Linked DNA regions of Homo sapiens: region 2 is linked to region 1. A link is an interaction called in ENCODE POLR2A ChIA-PET data of the cell type or tissue named here. Cell type or tissue: OCI-LY7. All regions are shown on one strand. Links, peaks and the distances in the headings refer to the core of each region. The heading gives the core; the rest is flanking DNA. Region 1 overlaps BCAT1 (branched chain amino acid transaminase 1). Region 2 has its middle 16 kb from the start of IRAG2.

Region 1 (9,222 bases), core at 3,500-7,499:
GAGGAGCGCCTCTTCCCGGCTGCCATCCCGTCTAGGAAGTGAGGAGCGTCTCTGCCCGGCCGCCCATCGTCTGAGATGTGGGGAGCGCCTCTGCCCTGCTGCCCCGTCTGGGAGGTGAGGAGCGCCTCTGCCCGGCCGCCCCGTCTGAGAAGTGAGGAGCCCCTCCACCCGGCAGCCGCCCCATCTGAGAAGTAAAGAGCCCCTCCGCCCAGCAGCCACCCCGTCTGGGAAGTTGGGGGCAGCCCCCGCCTGGCCAGCCGCCCCGTCCGGGAGGGAGGTTGGGGGTGCCTCTGCCAGGCCACCCCTTCTGGGAAGTGAGGAGCCCCTCTGCCCGGCCGCCACCCCGTCTGGGAGGTGTACCCAACAGCTCATTGAGAACGGGCCATGATGACAATGGCGGTTTTGTGGAATAGAAAAGGGGGAAATGTGGGGAAAAGATAGAGAAATCAGATTGTTGCTGTGTCTGTGTAGAAAGAAGTAGACATAGGAGACTCCATTTTGTTCTGTACTAAGAAAAATTCTTCTGCCTTGGGATGCTGTTGATCTATGACCTTACCCCCAACCCGGTGCTCTCTGAAACATGTGCTGTGTCCACTCAGGGTTAAATGGATTAAGGGCGGTGCAAGATGTGCTTTGTTAAACAGATGCTTGAAGGCAGCATGCTCTTTAAGAGTCATCACCACTCCCTAATCTCAAGTACCCAGGGACACAAACACTGCGGAAGGCCGCAGGGTCCTCTGCCTAGGAAAACCAGAGACCTTTGTTCACTCGTTTATCTGCTGACCTTCCCTCCACTATTGTCCTATGACCCTGCCAAATCCCCCTCTGCGAGAAACACCCAAGAATGATCAATTAAAAAAAAAAAAACTGCAGACAAATTTTTAAAATCCTCACTTGTATGTTACATGTGGGACAGAATAATTTTAAAAAACACATATAATCTCCAAACCCCAGTTCAACTATAAGTTATAATCTTTTCTCCCTGATTAAGATTTGTATTTGAAACAATAGTCATTTGCTTTGAGTTAAATTTCATCTCTTGGATGATAATGAAATGAGTAAAAATCAAGTTATAAGATGTCTGTAATCCCGGCTATTTGGGAAGGTGAGGTGGGAGAATCACTTGAACCCAGGAGATGGAGGCAGCAATGAGACGAGATTGTGCCACTGTACTCCAGCCTGGGTGACAAAGTGAGACTCTGTCTCGAAAAAAAAAGAAAAGAAAAGAAAAGAAAAAAATCAAGTTATAAGAGAGAAACAGAAGAATGCAAGGTGATCTACATAGACAAGCTACATAGCAATACTGGAAAAACCTAGAATGTTATTTTTCCTTAAAAATCTACCAGTGACTCCAATTAAACATGGTAGACTGAACACATGAATCTTTCTCCACATCTTTTTAGATATTCACTTAAACAAATACCATTGTCTTTTAAAGTTTAAACCATAAGGGAAAGAGAATGGGAAACATGATAATGAGTGACATTAACACATTTTGGAAGGTAGAAAGCTGACAGTAGAGAAGGAACTAACTCTGTAGATTAGAAAGAACTGAAACTGTATTGCACAAAGAAGGAGATACTGATGAGAAGCCACCTTTCCCTCATCTCAGAAAGTCTCAGAATAGAGAATCCAGGTGTTTCCAAAGGTGAGGCTGAAAACAGGGACTTTTGATGCAAATCTATATAACCATTCATTGAATGACCTTGACTTGGGAGAGTACAACCAGAAATAGTTTTATTTTTCTCTCATTACTGCCCTTCACACCCACTTTCAAAAATCTACCATCCCTATCTGGAGAAGATCACACTGATCCTATTGAGTTTCCAGTCACTTTTAAGTATTAGGAAAATCTTGCTGCAAGTACTTAAAAGACCGGTATGATCTGTAATAAAACTTTGACCTCACATTGCATTCAATGCTTTACTGTCTGAGCAGCCACCACCACCAGCCCCCAGCAAGCTGAGGTTGTTAACATCTGTAAAAGAAAACAAAATTCTTAAAACTCTCTAAAATTATTTATTATGCCAAGGGAGAAGTTAAGTACTGGAAACTGAGTCACATAGCATGTTTGCAATTCTGCTTCTTAGGTTATAGATTCACTCTCTTCTCATCGTTCTAGTTCTGTAAATGACTAGGAGAGACCAGAGACCAGACCTTCCCCCTTCACTGATCTTTGTTATGGATTAATGGATTAACTGCCTCCTTTATTGTCCTGTACCTAACTCACACCAGTTGGCACAAAAGACCCCATGGGATGAGCACAGTAGCCCATGCCTGTAATCCAGGCACTTTGGGAGGCTGAGGCAGGAGAATTGTTTGAGTCCAGGAGTTTGAGACCAGCCTGGGCAAAAGGGGGATCTGGTCTCTATAAGAAATAAAAAATAAATTAGCCGGGTGTGGTGGCACATGACTGTGGTCCCAGCTAGTCGGGAGACTGAGGTGGTAGGATCACTTGAGCCCACAAAATCGAAGCTGCAGCGAGCTGTGATTGTGCCATGCCAGCCTGCAATACAGAGCGAGACAGTCTCAAAAAAAAAAAAAAAAAACCAAGAAAAACGAAAATACAAACCCATGACTGTTACACCTTCAGTGTGAAATGTTTGTTGTTGTTGTTGTTGTTGTTGTTGTTGTTGTTGTTGTTGTTGTTTGAGATGGAGTTTCATTCTTGTTGCCCAGGCTGGAGTGCAATGGTGCAATCTCAGCTCACCACAACCTCTGCCTCCCAGGTTCAAGCAATTCTCCTGCCTCAGCTTCCCAAGTAGCTGGGATTACAGGCACGTGCACCATGCCCGGCTAATTTTTTTTATTTTATTTTATTTTATTGTATTGTATTTTTAGTAGAGAAGGGGTTTCCCCATATTGGCCAGGCTGGCCTCGAACTCCTGACCTCAGATGATCTGCCCGCCTCGGCCTCCCAAAGTGCTGAGATTACAGGCATGAACCACCGCTCCCAGCCCGTGAAATGTTAAATATGCCTTTCTCAAATGAAAGTGACCACCTTGACTAATCAGATCATTGTAACTAGGCATTAAGCCTTACACAGAAAGATGTTGAAATTCTGTTAAGCTTCCCTAAACTCTCTCTCTATAAACAATCCCAAACTTCTAAAGTTCAGAACGCTGACTTCCATTCTTTGGGATCCGTGTTTCCCTAGCACTGTCCTTAAACTTTGCACTTGAATAAAGTATCTTTAAACTAGATTCTGACCCTTTTGATTATTTTAGGTTGGCACATCCAACAGAAATGGGGTTCCTGTTTTTTCAGCATTGGAGCTCAGGACGCACCATCCCAAAATATGACCAGAATATGCCACATCAGGATATGCTTATTTGATGTATTTCCAGTTAGTTATTCTGAGACACTGTAGACACAGGAGTAGCTCTGAAAAACTGTCTTTTTGTAAACAAAATTTATATCTATAAAGAAAAAAACTTTGATAAGAATCTCATCAACCAGGGAAGATTTTATCACCAGGGAGAAGATTGGACAGGTAGACCTTGTCACAGGCTATTACCTATTCTTCTGATGGGGGACTCTGAGACAACTTTTATCACCTGAGAGACTTTTTATCTGCATAACAAGACAACCTATGCTTGCTATACACTTCCTCTCCTCACCCTCTTATAACCTGTCACCACCTCCCCTCAATAAGCCCCAAGCCCTGATTCCTTTTCTGTAGCTCAGGAATACTATATAAACTTCAATCATCTGGCCTTTCTTTGAGTCTCATATTTTATGGGACTCCCATGTGTACGCACAAAATAAATTTATGTCTTTTCTCCTATTTATCTTTCTACTGTCAGTTTACTTCATAAACTCAGTTATGAAAAGGGTAAAGAAAGTTTTCTCTCTCCCACATCACTTTCCTCTCCATTCTCCAGCTGCTGTTTCCAGGACCCACGGGGTTAAGTGTGGACCATGAATTAGAGGAAATGGTTAAAAATCTCATTTGTCTGTGACCATTATAATCTGGCACTGGGGGCCCTCTCCTATGGCAAATGCCCAAATTCTGGCTTTCTATTGCATCATGGTCACTTACGGATTCTTCACAACCTCCCCTCCCCCTTGTCCTCACCTCCTGTGGAGACCACTGCCTTGCACAGCCCCACTGCAATGATGCACATTCTGTCTCACCTCTAAGGATTCTCCTTCAACCCCAGCTCTGGCATTATTCCCTACACAGCCTCTGACCCCTGGGGTCTCCTTGCCCCAGCAAGTAGCCTTCTTAGACAGTGTCCTTTTGAGGTGTTTCTATGACACCTTTCCTCAGAGTTCACATAGTTCATGACGTCTTTGCTCTACTAAACTCTGGAACTGCAAACTGCACCCACTGAAGACCCCTCTCTTGACTCTAACCACAGGCAGCACCAGCCAGCCTTGACTGTCCCAGGGCAGAGCTGACACTGCTATGTTCCGTACACCAGTGGCACAAGTCAAGTGTTCGCAAGCTACAGATCCTCTAGGCAAAGCATTTCTCACTTAATTTTTAGTGAATGCCCTGTTGGGGGAATGGGAGAATCACTTTTTTACCTCTTCCAGGGTAAAGAAGTTTCCAGAAATGCCAAGCTCTCCTTGCTTGGCTGACAATTTTTTATTTCCAAATAATCTTATTTCCTTTCTGTTCAATTTCCAGCCTTCTATTAAATATAAATTGGAGATAAGTTAGAGGCTAAAGCTTGCAGAATTAGTTTAGTCATCCTTTAGAAGGTTCTTTAGATGTGTCAAACGTGTTTGGAATTTGGAGGTAGTATCCCTCCATGCTCCGCACTGAAGCCTCAGTGGAACAGGGCCCTTTTTTTTTTTTTTTTTTTTTTGAGATAGAGTCTTGCTCTGTCACCCAGGTTGGAGTACAATGGCACACAATCTCAGCTCACTACAACCTCCACCTCCCAGGTTCTGGTGATTCTCCTGTCTCAGCCTCCCAAGTAGCTGGGACTACAGGAGCCCACCACCACGCCTGGCTAAGTTTTTGTATTTTTAGTAGAGACAGGGTTTCATCATGTTGGCCAGACTGGTCTTGAGCTCCTGACCTCAGGTGATCCACTCCCCGCTCAGCCTTCCAAAGTGCTGGGATTACAGGTGTGAGCCACTGCACCTGGCCCAGGATGCTATTTTTTTAAAGGATTAATCAGAAGAAATATGAAGAGTAAAATTTTAAAATTCAGGGGAAAGGCTGAAAGATAACATTGATGAGATCTTTCTCCCACCTCAAAAATTGGACACTAGGAGAGAAAAATTAAATTAGAAGATCAAACAAGGAGGTCTAATGTCAAACAAATAGAAGTTTAAGAATGAGAAAAGAGGGAAAGCAGAGGAGACGAAATCATCAAAGATATAGGAAAGGAAAATTTTCTAGGATGAATGACTAAGGACCCATGTTATGATAAAGCTCCCCAAATTAGCAATAAAAAGAGACCCTGAATACCTCAAGGAACAAAAAACAGGTTACACATAAAAAGGACCTGAAATACGAGCCCCTTTGGACTTCCTATCAGTAACACAGGAAACTAGACAACAGAAAAGCAATTCCCTTAAAATTCTGACGAAAAATCATTTCTAACCTAGGATATTATTCAAAATCAAGTATTAACCTAGAGCAAAAGTAGAACAAAAAGTCAGGCATGTAAGGAATCAAAACATCTACCTCTGATGCACTCTTTATCTAAAAACAACTAGAGCATACGTGCAACACAAATGAGGAAGTAAAGTAAAAAGGAGAACGCCACACGATTCAGAAAACCGGGGATGTAACACAGAGAGAGGGTAAAAGATGCCAAGAGGAAGTCTTAGGCAGGCAGCTGTGCAGCTGGCTCAGAGAGAAACCAGCACAAATTAGTGCAAGAATGAGAATGGTAGCAGAAAGAGTACAGAGACAAAAAAGAAAATGAACTGTCAGATACATTTAACCTAAGTAAAATTACATTGAGAGGCTGTCAGGAAGTTGGGAATTGGAAAGAATTCATAATAAATATATAGTAAGGTAAGTAAATAAAAGGAAATAATGCAAGAATTAACTGCAGGAAAAACAAAATGAGGTATAAGGGGAAAAAAATGTAACCATAGTACACTACTTGACTCACCAGTGACTTTTAAAAATGGAATTCCATCTACTACTCAAAACCTCTCAGGGGCATTTCACCACACTTAGAATAAAATCCACACTTACCAGGACTAAGGAACTTCAATGATGTGGCTCCACTCCTGAAATCTCCCCTCTCAGATTATGCTCTGGGAAGTTTCATTTGCTGTTCCATATGCATGGGACACTCTTACCTCCAGACCATGGTACTCAGGTGTCAGCTGAAAGTTCACCTTTTCTGTGAAGCTTTCCCTGACCAGTCAGTATAAATTTGTACCAGCTTTCTCTCAGTTCTGTCACTACTGCATCATTTCATTTTATTCATATTGCATCACTGACTGAAAATATTTGATATGTTACTATATGAGGATAAATTGTAATAATATTAGTTAATACTTACAGTACTTACATAGTACTTATTTCAGACCAGACCCTGTTATAAGTGCTTTATATTTGTTTTTGGATCTTTGTTGCAGACTGTCTCCTTCTATCGCACAGGCTGGAGTGCAGTGGCACAATCTTAACTCACTGCAACCTCCACCTCCTGGGTTCAAGTGATTCTCCTGCCTCAGCCTCCTGAGTAGCTGGGATTACAGGTGTGTGCCACCATGCCTGGTTAATTTTTTTGGTTTTTTTGTTTTGTTTTGAGATGGAGTCTCGCTCCGTCGCCCAGGCTGGAGTGCAGTGGCGCAACCTCGGCTCACTGCAACTTCTGCCTCCCAGGTTCAAGTGATTCTCCTGCCTCAGCCTCCCGAGTAGCTGGGACTACAGGTGCCCACCACCACACTTGGCTAATTTTTGTATTTTTAGTAGAGACGGGGATTCACCATATTGGCCAGGCTGGTCTCAAACTCCTGACCTTGTGATCCACCCGCCTCGGCCTCCCAAAGTGCTGGGATTACAAGCATGAGCCACCACGCCTGGCCTTTTTTTTTTTTTTTTTTTTTTTTTTTTTTTGTATTTTAAGCAGAGATGAGGTTTCGCTATGTTGGCCAGGCAGGTCTCAGGCTTCTAACCTCAAGTAACCCTCGGGCCTCAGCCTCCCAATGTGCCGAGATTACAGGTGTGCACCACTGTGCCTGGCAACATGTTATTTTATTTAATCCTCACATCATCCATGAGAGGTGGGTTGTACTAATACCACCATTTCATAAACAAAAAAACTGAGGCACAGTTTAATAACTTGCTGGTGGTCACTCAATAGCAAAGCTGGGGCTCACACACCTGCAGTCCAGTCCCAGTTTGTGCTCATAACCATGTGTTATATGGCCTTTCCCTGCAAGTTGCAGGAGAGCTGCAACTTTACCTGCTCTTCACCCTCTGATATGGTTTGGTTTGGCTCTGTGTCCCTACTCAAACCTCATGTGGAATTTTAATCCCCTCACGCCAGGGGAGGAACCTGGTCGAAGGTGATTGGATCTTGGGGGTGAATAGTGAGTGAGTTCTCACTTAAGTGGCTATGTTTTCTGGGGTATATACCCCAGGTTCATCCTCTCATGCCGGGAAAATTCAGAACAGACACACACAGGGAGTTTAGGAGCACAGGTTAATAGGCAGAAGAAGGAGAAAGGAAAACAGCCCTCTCTCTAATGAGAGAGAGGGGACTTCTGAGAGGAAACACCGGCGGGTGGCGAATGCACCAGATTTTATAGTCAGGCTTGAGGAGGTGGTGTCTGATTTACATAGGGCTCACAGATTGGTTCAATCAGGTATGATGTTCACATAGCGCACTGGGAAGGCTGGTCACCCCACCCTAATCTTATTATGCACATGAATTCTCCTCTTGGCCGGCACCAGCTTGTCTGCTCCTTACTGTACACTTGGCTGGCAGAGAAGGGAAAATGGAGCCGCCATCTTAACGTGTCTGGTTCCTAGTTTCTGCCGGCATTCACCCGTGCAAGCTCCCAGCTTGCTTGTCTATGTGTGGGGCTGCTTTTCATTTAAAAGAAAAGCCTTACCAAGGACTCCCGTACCCTCACTATCTACCTAAGTGATTTCTTCTTAACTCCTATATCATCATAAGATCTGATGGTTTAAAAGTGTGGCACTTCTCCCTTCTCACTGTGTCTCCTGCCACCATGTAAGATGTGCCTTGCTTCCTCTTCACCTTCTGCCATGATTGTAAGTTTCCTGAGGCCTTTCTGGCCATGATGAACTGTAATTCAGTTAAACCTCTTTTCTTTATAAATCACCCAGTCTCAGGTAGTTCTTTATAGCAGTGTGAAAACGGACTAATACACCCTCACAGCCTCAAGACCTTGAGCAGTGTCTGATGCTTACATAATGAGTACTCCTCAAATATTTGTTCAATAAATGCATTATAAGAATCTCAGTTATCCTGAGGCAAGAGAAAAGAAGAGGGTACAAACTTTTCTTTTTATTTTTTTGAGACAGAGTTTAACTCTTGTCACCCAGGCTGGAGTGCAGTGGTGCGATCTTGGCTCACTGCAACCTCTGCTCCCAGGTTCAAGCAATTTTCCTGCCTCAGCCTCCCAAGTAGCTGGGACTATAGGTGCACACCACCACGCCCAGCTAATTTTTGTATTTTTAGTAGAGACAGGGTTTCACCATATTGGCCAGGCTGGTCTCGAACTCCTGACCTCAGGTGATCCACCTGTTTCAGCCTCCCAAAGTGCTGGGATTACAGGGGGATACAAATTTTTCCTCCTTGGCTATCAGTTGTACCACTTGCCACATCTCAGTTTTTTCCACATTTTGATACCAGCTGCTCTGGTTCTTCCAGTTTTAGGGTCTCTTGATCAAGATATTGTGGTTTCCTCTCTAGAAACAGGCTCCATAACATTCTTCTTCTTCTCTCTCTCTCTAATTAAGCTATTGCTGTATTAGCACTTGTAAGCTACCCAGTGACTGCAGGACATGACTGCCTCACCTTCTAGTCTGTGCCCAAGGTGAAATGGATGTGGTAGTGATTCTTCCACAGACCAAGTGGATCCAGTGAGTTGCCTATAGGACATCCAGAAGACTCACTGACGGAGTGTTGTGGGAAAGAGCAGAAAGCTAGAAACCACCTCTCATTGGATCTTTAGTCCAGAGAGGAATCCAGCACGCAAAATGCAGAAAAATATGATTTGTCCTCACGTGGACATGAAGCCAAGGCATTCTGGAGAGAGTCAGGGATA
Region 2 (9,222 bases), core at 3,419-7,418, 110 kb after region 1:
CCTTGTGTGTTTTTAATCGCAAAACACCGACTGGTTCAGTTTTCAAATAGTGAGACTGGTAGAATCGCATGACGATTGGGCATTTACAATTTTTCTGTGGCTCACATTAATAGTCTAATATATATGATTTGGTGGACCCATTACTTTTTTGCTATTATTTCTCTCTTCTACTTTTCAGAAAGGCTTATATATAGAAGAACTTAAATCAACCATCATAGAATATGGAAGCATTATAGAGGTATACCTGTTATTATTAATCTCACACCTTGCAAGGTGGGCTTGTTAAATGTAAATTCCCCACTAGAGTAACATGTACAGCCTAATGTTGTGTGCGATTCCAGAATTTACGAGGGGAAAAAAGTAAACTGGCTCATGAGTTACAGCACTTGCAACAGGCACTCATCACGTAAGTAGAGGGCAACCCTTGCCAGCCTCCTCTCTTGTTCCTCTACCCTACATTATTGGCCCAATTGAGCTTTGTATGTGCCACATTCTTTTCTTCTATACGTTTGTATGTGATATTTTCTCTATTTTTCTCCATGAGAACTTCTTTGTGAGTTTTCTATGACCCCTGATTGTCTTAGACAGCTCAGGATGCTATGACAAAATACCATAGACTGTGTGGCTTCAATAATACTCATTTATTTCTTACAGTTTTGGAGGCTGGAACTCCAAGATCAGGATGCCAGCAGGGTTGAGTTCTAGTGAGGGCCCTGTACTAAGTTGCAGATTGCCGACTTATCCTTGTACAAGCATGGAGGAAAAGCAGTTAGCTAACTCTTTGGCTTCTTCTTATAAGGACACTAATCCCATTCATGAGGGCTCCAACCTCATAACTTAATTACCTTCCAAGTGTTCCATTTCCAAATACCATCGCATTGGGGTTAGGAATTCAATATATGAAATAATGGGGGGCAAACAAACATTCAGTCCATTGTGTTGACTTTCCCTTGCTTGCTTTTCCCTTACCCTGGAACTAAGTAACTCTTTCTTTCTTTTTTTTTTTTTTTGGAGGTGGAGTCTTGCTCTGTCACCCAGGCTGGAGTGCAGTGGCGTGATCTCGGCCCGCTGCAACCTCCACCTCCTGAGTTCAAGCAATTCTTCTGTCTCAGTCCCCCAGTAAGCTGGGACTACAGGCATATGCCACCATGCCTGGCTAATTTTTGTATTTTTAGTAGAGATGGGGTTTCACCATGTTGGCCAGGCTGGTCTCGAACTCCTGACTTCATGATCTGCCTGCCTCGGCCTCTCAAAGTGCTGGGATTACAGGTGTGAGCCACCCAGCCTGGCCTAAGTAATTGTTTTGAATGTAAGCATGGCACCTTGTTCTCACCTCTTTCCTAACACACATCATCCTGTATGATAATTATTTGTTTCTGAATGTGAGTAATATGCTAGTCCAGGATCCACAGGAGCCACTCAGATAACAAAAATGAGTAAAGCTAATGGAATATGCACGCATCTACATTATGCAAATGGAAAAGGAGATAAGTGCATTACCGATATAAAGGCAAAGGGGTTACTCTGTTTAGCTCCAACTAATTGTGACATCAAAACGGTATGGACCTAATCTGGCCACATCTTCTGATTTTGGAAGAAAAGCCAGAAATCCAGATTTTTAAGTGACATTTTCTGATTTTTAACTGTTGGTACCAATTCTTTTAAAAACTGTGGCCTGGTGTATGACCTCCTAGACTCACCAGTCTGTGCAGCTCCTGGAGGACAGAGACAATTTCTGATCACTCTCCCTATTCCCAAGCACATTATACAATCCTTGGCACATGGCACTGATTGTTTCGTGATAAATGGACCCTATATTCTGTTGACTTCAAACGTAATGTTGGAGGCACACCTAACTAGACTATTGTTTTTGTTTTTCTCAAGAAATGGGATCCAGTTGAATGTTAATGGAGAGTGTAACAGTATCATCTCTGAAGGAGAAAAGTCTTTACATTACGAACTCACTCTTGCTCAGTCTGCAGAGGTAGGTCATTATAAGAAGATGGAAAGCTTTGAAAGATAACTACCCCATGTGATAGCTTATGATTTAATGAAGGTTCACAGCTTGCCAAAAACTACCAGTGACACTGAGAGAATGTGCTGATAGTTCTTAGAGTCCAAGTCTAAAGTTTCTTAGCTTGGGGAGAAAGGACCATTTTCAAGTTACGGCCGAAAGCTACAGCAAGGTTGAAGGTTTGTGGAAGTGTGCATTCAGGGACTTTGGGACTTTAGAAATCTTTGTTTTCTTGACAGGACAGACTACCTGCCCTGATTCCCCAGCCTGGGATCCCAAAGGTAGCAGTAGATATCCATGAGTTATTTTTTAGAATTTTCCAAACCCTGAAAGTAAATATATTTATCAAAAAATAAAGATGCCCAGAAACAATACCAAATTTATTTGCTTTAGATTATAATTGTATCAGCCCAAATTAATGACATTGATTATTACATTCTGAACAGAAACTAGCATTTTCTTACATGTGTTTTGGTTAATTTTAAAGTGGCAAAATGAATTTATTAGTTTAAACAATTTCCATTTGTTTGGTAGACCCAGTACTTTATAACATGGGAAGAAATATTTTAAAAACCTTCTCGGGGATAAAGATGTTCTGACTCCCTTATGCTATATTTTCATTCCTTTGTATTCTCCAGTTTTGTGCTTGTTATGCTCAGAAATGCTTTATTTAGAAAAATGCTTTCTTTTCACCATTTGATGGTCTCTTCCTATCTGTGGACGATAGATATGTCAGAATGTTCTCCTGTTGACAGCTGTGATGCCACCTTGAAAGGAGAGAAAGAATGCCTTTGGGCAAACGCTATTTGAATTGCTTCTGCCAAGGATGCAGGGACAACATATGCTGCCTTCATCTGAAGCCATCTCCGGCAGCCCTGGACATTCTGCTGAGGGCTGTGCTTTCCTGACATTCTGTTTCAAATACTCATCATTTCACTGTGTTTTTGAAACCAAGCCAAACTGCCAGACTGAATGAAACTGTGGCAAATCTGCCACAGCAGTGTGTTTTTATCCTCAGTCCTCTGAGATAATAATGATGTCAAGATGCCAGCCCAGAAAGTTCTATAGTTCTAAACAGGAAGGTTATCAGCCGGCAAAGTTCTGGCTCTGAGGTTTACCCACTGATGAGTTGGGAAGTTTGTCTTCTAACTAGAATCTCAAAGTAAGAGTCCTGTAACCTTTTCAACAGGCAGCAAAAAGAAGACTTGGGTCATATATTTAAAATATGACAGGAGGCAGAGATTTTGAGAGAAGTATAGGGAATGTACTTTGTGAAACATCATATGGTCTTTTATGAATGGAAGGGAGACAAAAGAAGCCAACCTGTTTTCAGTGGGATTGATGGAGCAGCCCTTCTCCATCAATTTTTTCCCCCTGGGTATTTCTTTACCTATTTTTATGTTAAAATTAGAGCCATAACCGTTTATATCATCAGCATGTAAATGTCATCTATTGATAATGAGTTTTCCTTAAGACAGAATAAATGTTCAATTGGAGCCATCCCAGAGAGAAAATATCAACAGCTTTTTTAGGATGTAGGAGAATTTCACAAGACTATTGAGAACCAAATGACAAGGACAATGACATTAACTCATGAGCATCATTTTTGTTAAGTGAAAGTAATGAATGTTCTTTATTCAGATGTCAATTGTGGGCATTTCGATCCTTGTTTCAGAACACTGAAACAGAAAGGCAGCACAATGTAATCAACTTGTCATCTCTGGACGCCATGATGGATCAGGAAATGCTGCTATTACTAAGAGAGCCCGCACAGAAGGCAGTGGAATTCACAGCCACGCTTCAGAAGCTGGTATCGTATAACATACCTTTATCATGGTGTTCCGTTTTGGCTGGCAATATCTGCAGATAACTGACCTGCAACCTGTTTGCTGAGTCCAAATGTATCTGTGTGCTGCTGAGACCCAAATTAATACACTCTGAAAAGCGAAGGTTTTTCTCAAACCTTTCTGAAGCTGGCCTTTTAGTTCTGGGTCAATCAGGGCTAACAGATTGACCATTAGATACGGATTGCTTGAGGTTATTTTTTCCTGTGAGCTAATCTTTAGTATCAAAGGGCTGAAGACATGGTATCTATTGAACAGTTTCCTTCTTTAAATTTTCTTCTGGTTAATGGCTGGTATTCCTTTCTCCATTTTGACTTTTCACTGGAAACTCTGGATGATTGGAGAAATCAGAGAACAATATTTTCATACTGGTATTGCCAGTCCCTTTCATAGTGCCTAGCATATAGTAGGTAGCATTTAGTTTGGTACATTTTGGTACATTTTACATTTTGTACATTTTGGTACATTTTAGAACGGTAAAAATAAGTGAAAATGGTTGTTTTCTTCTATTTAAAAAGATGGGGTTTGTTCTGGAAAATGATTCTCTCTGTATATATTCAACATGTATAGAGCACCTGATGATATAGCATATACACATGGCAACATCCTGGAATAAAAGAAAGTCACTGGGGGCATTAGATGCAAAGGAACGTATTCTGGTATTTTCCTGAGTTACCTATATAGTAGAATTTTGGTCTCAATGGATTCTGATTATATAATAGCATATGTCTTCCTAGTTGAAGATGTGGAACTCTTTTTTCAGCACGAAGAAATTTCTAAAATTGCAACCCTCATTGAAAACTCTCGACGGTGGGTAACTAATCCAGAAATTACTGTGAAAGAAAAGTGGGAGGAGCAGCTTACTGTAAGTGTTTTATATTTTATGATTTTCCTGGTTTTTCTTCTACTTTGTTAAGCCAGGTAATAGTATATACAGTACCATTTCTAAGACTTTATTGTAGTCTTCTGCTATCTTAGTCTGATCATGAGTATAGACTGTGTGTCCAGGGGTGTATATGAGTGTGAGGGTGAGGAAAGTATGTGAGAGAGAGTGAGTGTGCAGATATGTGAGATGTGATGGAGAGAAAATAATAAATAAGATGATTTAATGAAAAAAATGCATTTATCTCCTTGTAAGAATTGGCTAGTCTAAATTAAGATTTTTCCTTAGCCTATTAAAATTGCCTAACTTTGAAAGAATGATTACTGTGTAACAGAATCTTATTCCTGAGACTTTGACGGTTTTACTATCTCAGGAACTTGCAGAACATTGGAAAAACAGGAACTTCTTAGGTAGCTATTCCCAGCTTTATTAGAAAGGAAGCATATGAGAAGGTATCTCTTTCATCTGTCCCTCACCTATTTACCTCTACTTCTTGACTGCCAGCCACTTTCTAGCATCCATCAGCCCCTTAAGTTAAGCTAAAGAAAAAAGTAAACTCTGGAATATGATTTCAACTCCTTTGCCAATCTAATTTTTTTTTGTTTTTGTTTTTTAAAAAGGAATCTCACTGTTGCCCAAGCTGGAGGGCAGTGGCGTGATCTTAGCTCACTGCAAACTCTGCCTCCTGGGTCCAAGTGATTCTCCTGCCTCAGACTCCCAAGTAGCTGGGATTACATGCATGCACTACCACGCCCGGCTAATTTTTGTATTTTTAGTAGAGACAGGGTTTCACCATTTTGGCCAGGCTGATCTCAAACTCCTGACTTCAGGTGATCCACCCACCTCAGCCCCCCAAAGTGCTGGGATTACAGTCAATCTAATTTTTTTAAGATTACATGTGAATATGATAATCTGTAAATACTGATATTATTGCATTATCTTGTCCCATCCTGTTCTAAAGCAATTGTGATGACTACTGAAGTTGTCAGGGGAAACTTAAGAAAAAGAAAGCAAAGCTCAGTTTTAGGGACATAATAGGCACTTTATACATACTTGTTACATTGACATAACCAATAGGATAGTCAATCTCTGGGCAATTGGAAATTGGTATTAATTAACATACAATTGAGAATTGGTACTCATTGACATACAGTTTTGGCATCCAGTATGCCATTGAGATGGAATGTCCACAGCTTTTTAGATTGCCTCTGTCATTTGTCCGTGTTTAACATTGGAGTACTGGGGTTTGTTTTGTGACTTTTCTTGTAGGAATTCAACAATATCATGGAAGAGAAGCTAGATCTTTGCATATTAATGCTGAACATCTTGGGAAACCACAAAGAGTCTCTTGATAAAGAATTTGCCAAATTAATAGAGATTTTGAAGAGATTCAGGCAGGAATATTTTTATTTCAGAAAAGAATTTCTTGCCAGGTGATGATCATTTATATATAAGAAATCCATGCTTTATATACATGACATGTTTATGATCATGCCACTGCATTCAGTTTACTTTCTGCAAGTTGTATACATTGATTTCAGATGATACTTTTTTCAGAGAAGATATTCTGTTTGATAATTCTGAATTGTAAAATAGTATGAAATTGACTTACATGTTCAAAATTGCAAATGACGAACTATAAAATCTGTGGAAACCAGCCAAGCGCGGTGGCTCACGCCTGTAATCCCAGCACTTTGGGAGGCTAAGGTGGGCGAATCACCTGAGGTCAGGAGTTTGAGACCAACCTGGCCAACATGGTGAAACCCTGTCTCTACTAAAAATACAAAAATTAGCTGGGTGTGGTGGTAATGCCTGTAATCCCAGCTACTTGGGAGGCTGATGCAGGAGAATTGCTTGAACCCGGGAGGCAGAGATTCAGTGAGCTGAGATTGCACTACTGCACTCCAGCCTGGGTGACAGAGTGAGACTCCATTTCAAAAAAAAAAAAAAAATCTGTGGAAACCAGTATACTGAGTTATTTTTTCCCTAGAGAAGGAATTTGGAATTACAAAATATAATCTTTTACCAGAAGAAGCCTTAGAGAGCCTCTAGTAACCTCATAATTTTTCAGAGGACTAAGGCATGAAGAGATAAAGTGAATTGACTAAGACCTGAGAGTTACTAATGGAAGCTCTAGAACTTGAAGCCAGGTCTGTTGGCTCCTCCCCACTGGGTTTTATGTTTGACCTCAGTGTATCATGTTGGGCACTGGGCAACTAAATGTCAGTTAAATGGAGTCATAGGGAATAGATGGTAACAAATATAAAATAACTTACCCTCTTATCCTTTCTCTACCCTCAATTCTTATGATAATGGGGAAATTCTTGAAATTTTTACACCCTGGAAACCATAAGCACAGTGATTATATCTTTTGTTAACTACCATTTATATAGCTGCTAGGACCATACTTAGCACTTACTTAAGAAATGCTTTTTGAGCAAATGAGCAAATGAACACAGGTATATATTTCACTTGAACAAAATTTTAAAATGTAATTAGAGACTGAGGTAAGCTTGAAGCAAATAGCCAGAAGAAACTATTTTATTCCCCCCAAATATAAGGAAACTAGATACCAGAGAGAGAATACCAGAGGAACTCTCAAGAAAATGATCTTCTGCTTTCCCTAAGAAGCAGAGAACCCACACTTCCCCATAGTGGTAAAAGATGGGGGCTAAGTGGACACGCAGCTTCCTTACACAGATACCGTCTCCACAAAAGGCAGCGTCAACATTCTTCTTTTTTTTGAGACGAAGTCTCGCTCTGTCACCCAGGCTGGAGTGCAGTGGCGTGATCTCTGCTCACTGCAAGCTCTGCCTCCCGGGTTCAGGCCATTCTCCTGCCTCAGCCTCCCGAGTAGCTGGGACTACAGGCGCCCGCCACCACGCCCAGCTAATTTTTTGTATTTTTAGTAGAGACGGGGTTTCACCATGTTAACCAGGATGGTCTCGATCTCCTGACCTCGTGATCCGCCCCCCTCGGCCTCCCAAAGTGCTGGGATTACAGGCGTGAGCCACCACACCCGGCAACATTCTTCTATTTAGCAACAAAGAACTATTTGGAGAGAGGTCTGCACTAATGTCATCTCGAAATGAGTGAATCTTCTGTATTGTCCTACTTAGACATACAAGCAGCCCGGTTAAATAACAGTAGGTGTCATTTGTCTAGAGGCTACTGTGTCAGATGTAGTGCTAAGAATCTGACATATATTTATATCCAGAGAGGTTGCATAATTTGCCCAAGGTTACCCAGCTGGGATTAAGTGACAGCTGGGATTCAGACCTAGTTCTGTCTGACTTCAGAACCTGTGTCCTTTCGATGGTTGATCTCCCACCATCGACTTGTTAAATCTGATACAAGATTCTTTAAAAATATTCTGGGAACCTGGCATTGGGCAAAATACTCCTTATCAGCATAAGATGGTTATAACCTCTGGCTTTTGGACACAATTTAAAACTGACAAAGCCACATAAAGGCTACACACAAAATAATTTGACTGTGGATTTTAGCTATGAATAAGTAAATAGCTGGGTGCCCCGGCTCATGCCTGTAATCCCAGCACTTTGGGAAGCCAAGACAGGAGGATAGTTTGAGCCTGGGAGTTCAGACCTGCCTGGGCAACATAGCGAGACCCTGTCTCTAAAAAAAATTTTAAATGAGCTGGGCATGGTGATGCATGCCTGTAGTCTCAGCTACTTGGGAGGTTGAGGTGGAAGGATTGAGCCCAGGAGTTTGAGGCTACAGTGAGCTATAATTGTGCCAGTGCACTCTAGCAGCCTGTGAGACAGAGCAAGACACTGCCTCTTAAAAAAAAAGAGAGAGAGAGAGAGAAAAGAAAAGAAAAAGAAAATAAATGGAGTATTTTGTGAGGATGAGAGAGAATTCTGTTTAGATGAGGTAGGAAATGTTTATTAAAGGTAAATTTTTAGGGGCTATTTACTGAGGAAGAGAAGGTTCCCATTCTGCTGTGGGACAAATAGGCTCTAATGCTGAAGAATGGAAATAATTGAGTGGGCCAAAGAGAGGCATGGACAGGAAAGTTCTCTCAGAAGCCTTGGTGAGGAAACAAGTCTTGATTCGTACGACATCCGTCAGGATGTCCGCTCTTTGCCTGGCTTCCACCCCTTCCCCAACCCCAGATGATAAGCAATTATAGGAAATAAGACAGAAATCTCTGCCTCTATGAAACTAACATCTAGTAAAGGATGCAAATAACAAACAAATAAACATATAATGTCAGAGAGTGTTATAAAGAAAATTAAATCAGGATAAGAAGACAGAGAATGACTGGGAGCATTTTAGAGAGAATAGCCAGGAAAGTCCTGCCTGAGGAGTGATGAATTGAGTAGAGAGCTGAGTGGGGCGAGGGAGTGAGCTATGTGATGATCCGGGTGTGTTCCAGGCAGAGCAAGGAGCCGGTGCCAGGAGCCTGAGGTTGTAGTGAGCTTGTTGTTTTTGAGCAGCAGCAAGAAGCCGCCATGGCT

What was found. ChIA-PET counts read pairs that join two places held together with the same protein. Peaks named below come from ENCODE experiments on the same cell type or tissue, not always from the same donor. Only the 100,000 strongest peaks of a DNase experiment are listed, where the experiment ranks them.
Region 2: POLR2A ChIA-PET joins it to region 1 with 8 read pairs; 2 of 35 experiments call an interaction of 5 or more read pairs at or near these places.

Annotation. Positions count from the first base shown.
Region 1 is chr12:24,926,102-24,935,323 of GRCh38, forward strand. The region is part of intron 1 of BCAT1 (branched chain amino acid transaminase 1); the gene reads right to left. Among named protein-coding and RNA genes, the nearest start is that of BCAT1, 18 kb to the right of the region's middle. RefSeq lists enhancers at 1,172-1,787, 5,463-5,652. In OCI-LY7, for the core only: no CTCF peak of the experiment used is centred there; a DNase peak (open chromatin) is centred at 5,770; H3K4me3 peaks cover 1,232 bases; H3K27ac peaks cover 1,415 bases.
Region 2 is chr12:25,031,964-25,041,185 of GRCh38, forward strand. It overlaps a transcript of IRAG2 not described here. Among named protein-coding and RNA genes, the nearest start is that of IRAG2, 16 kb to the right of the region's middle. In OCI-LY7, for the core only: no CTCF peak of the experiment used is centred there; no DNase peak of the experiment used is centred there.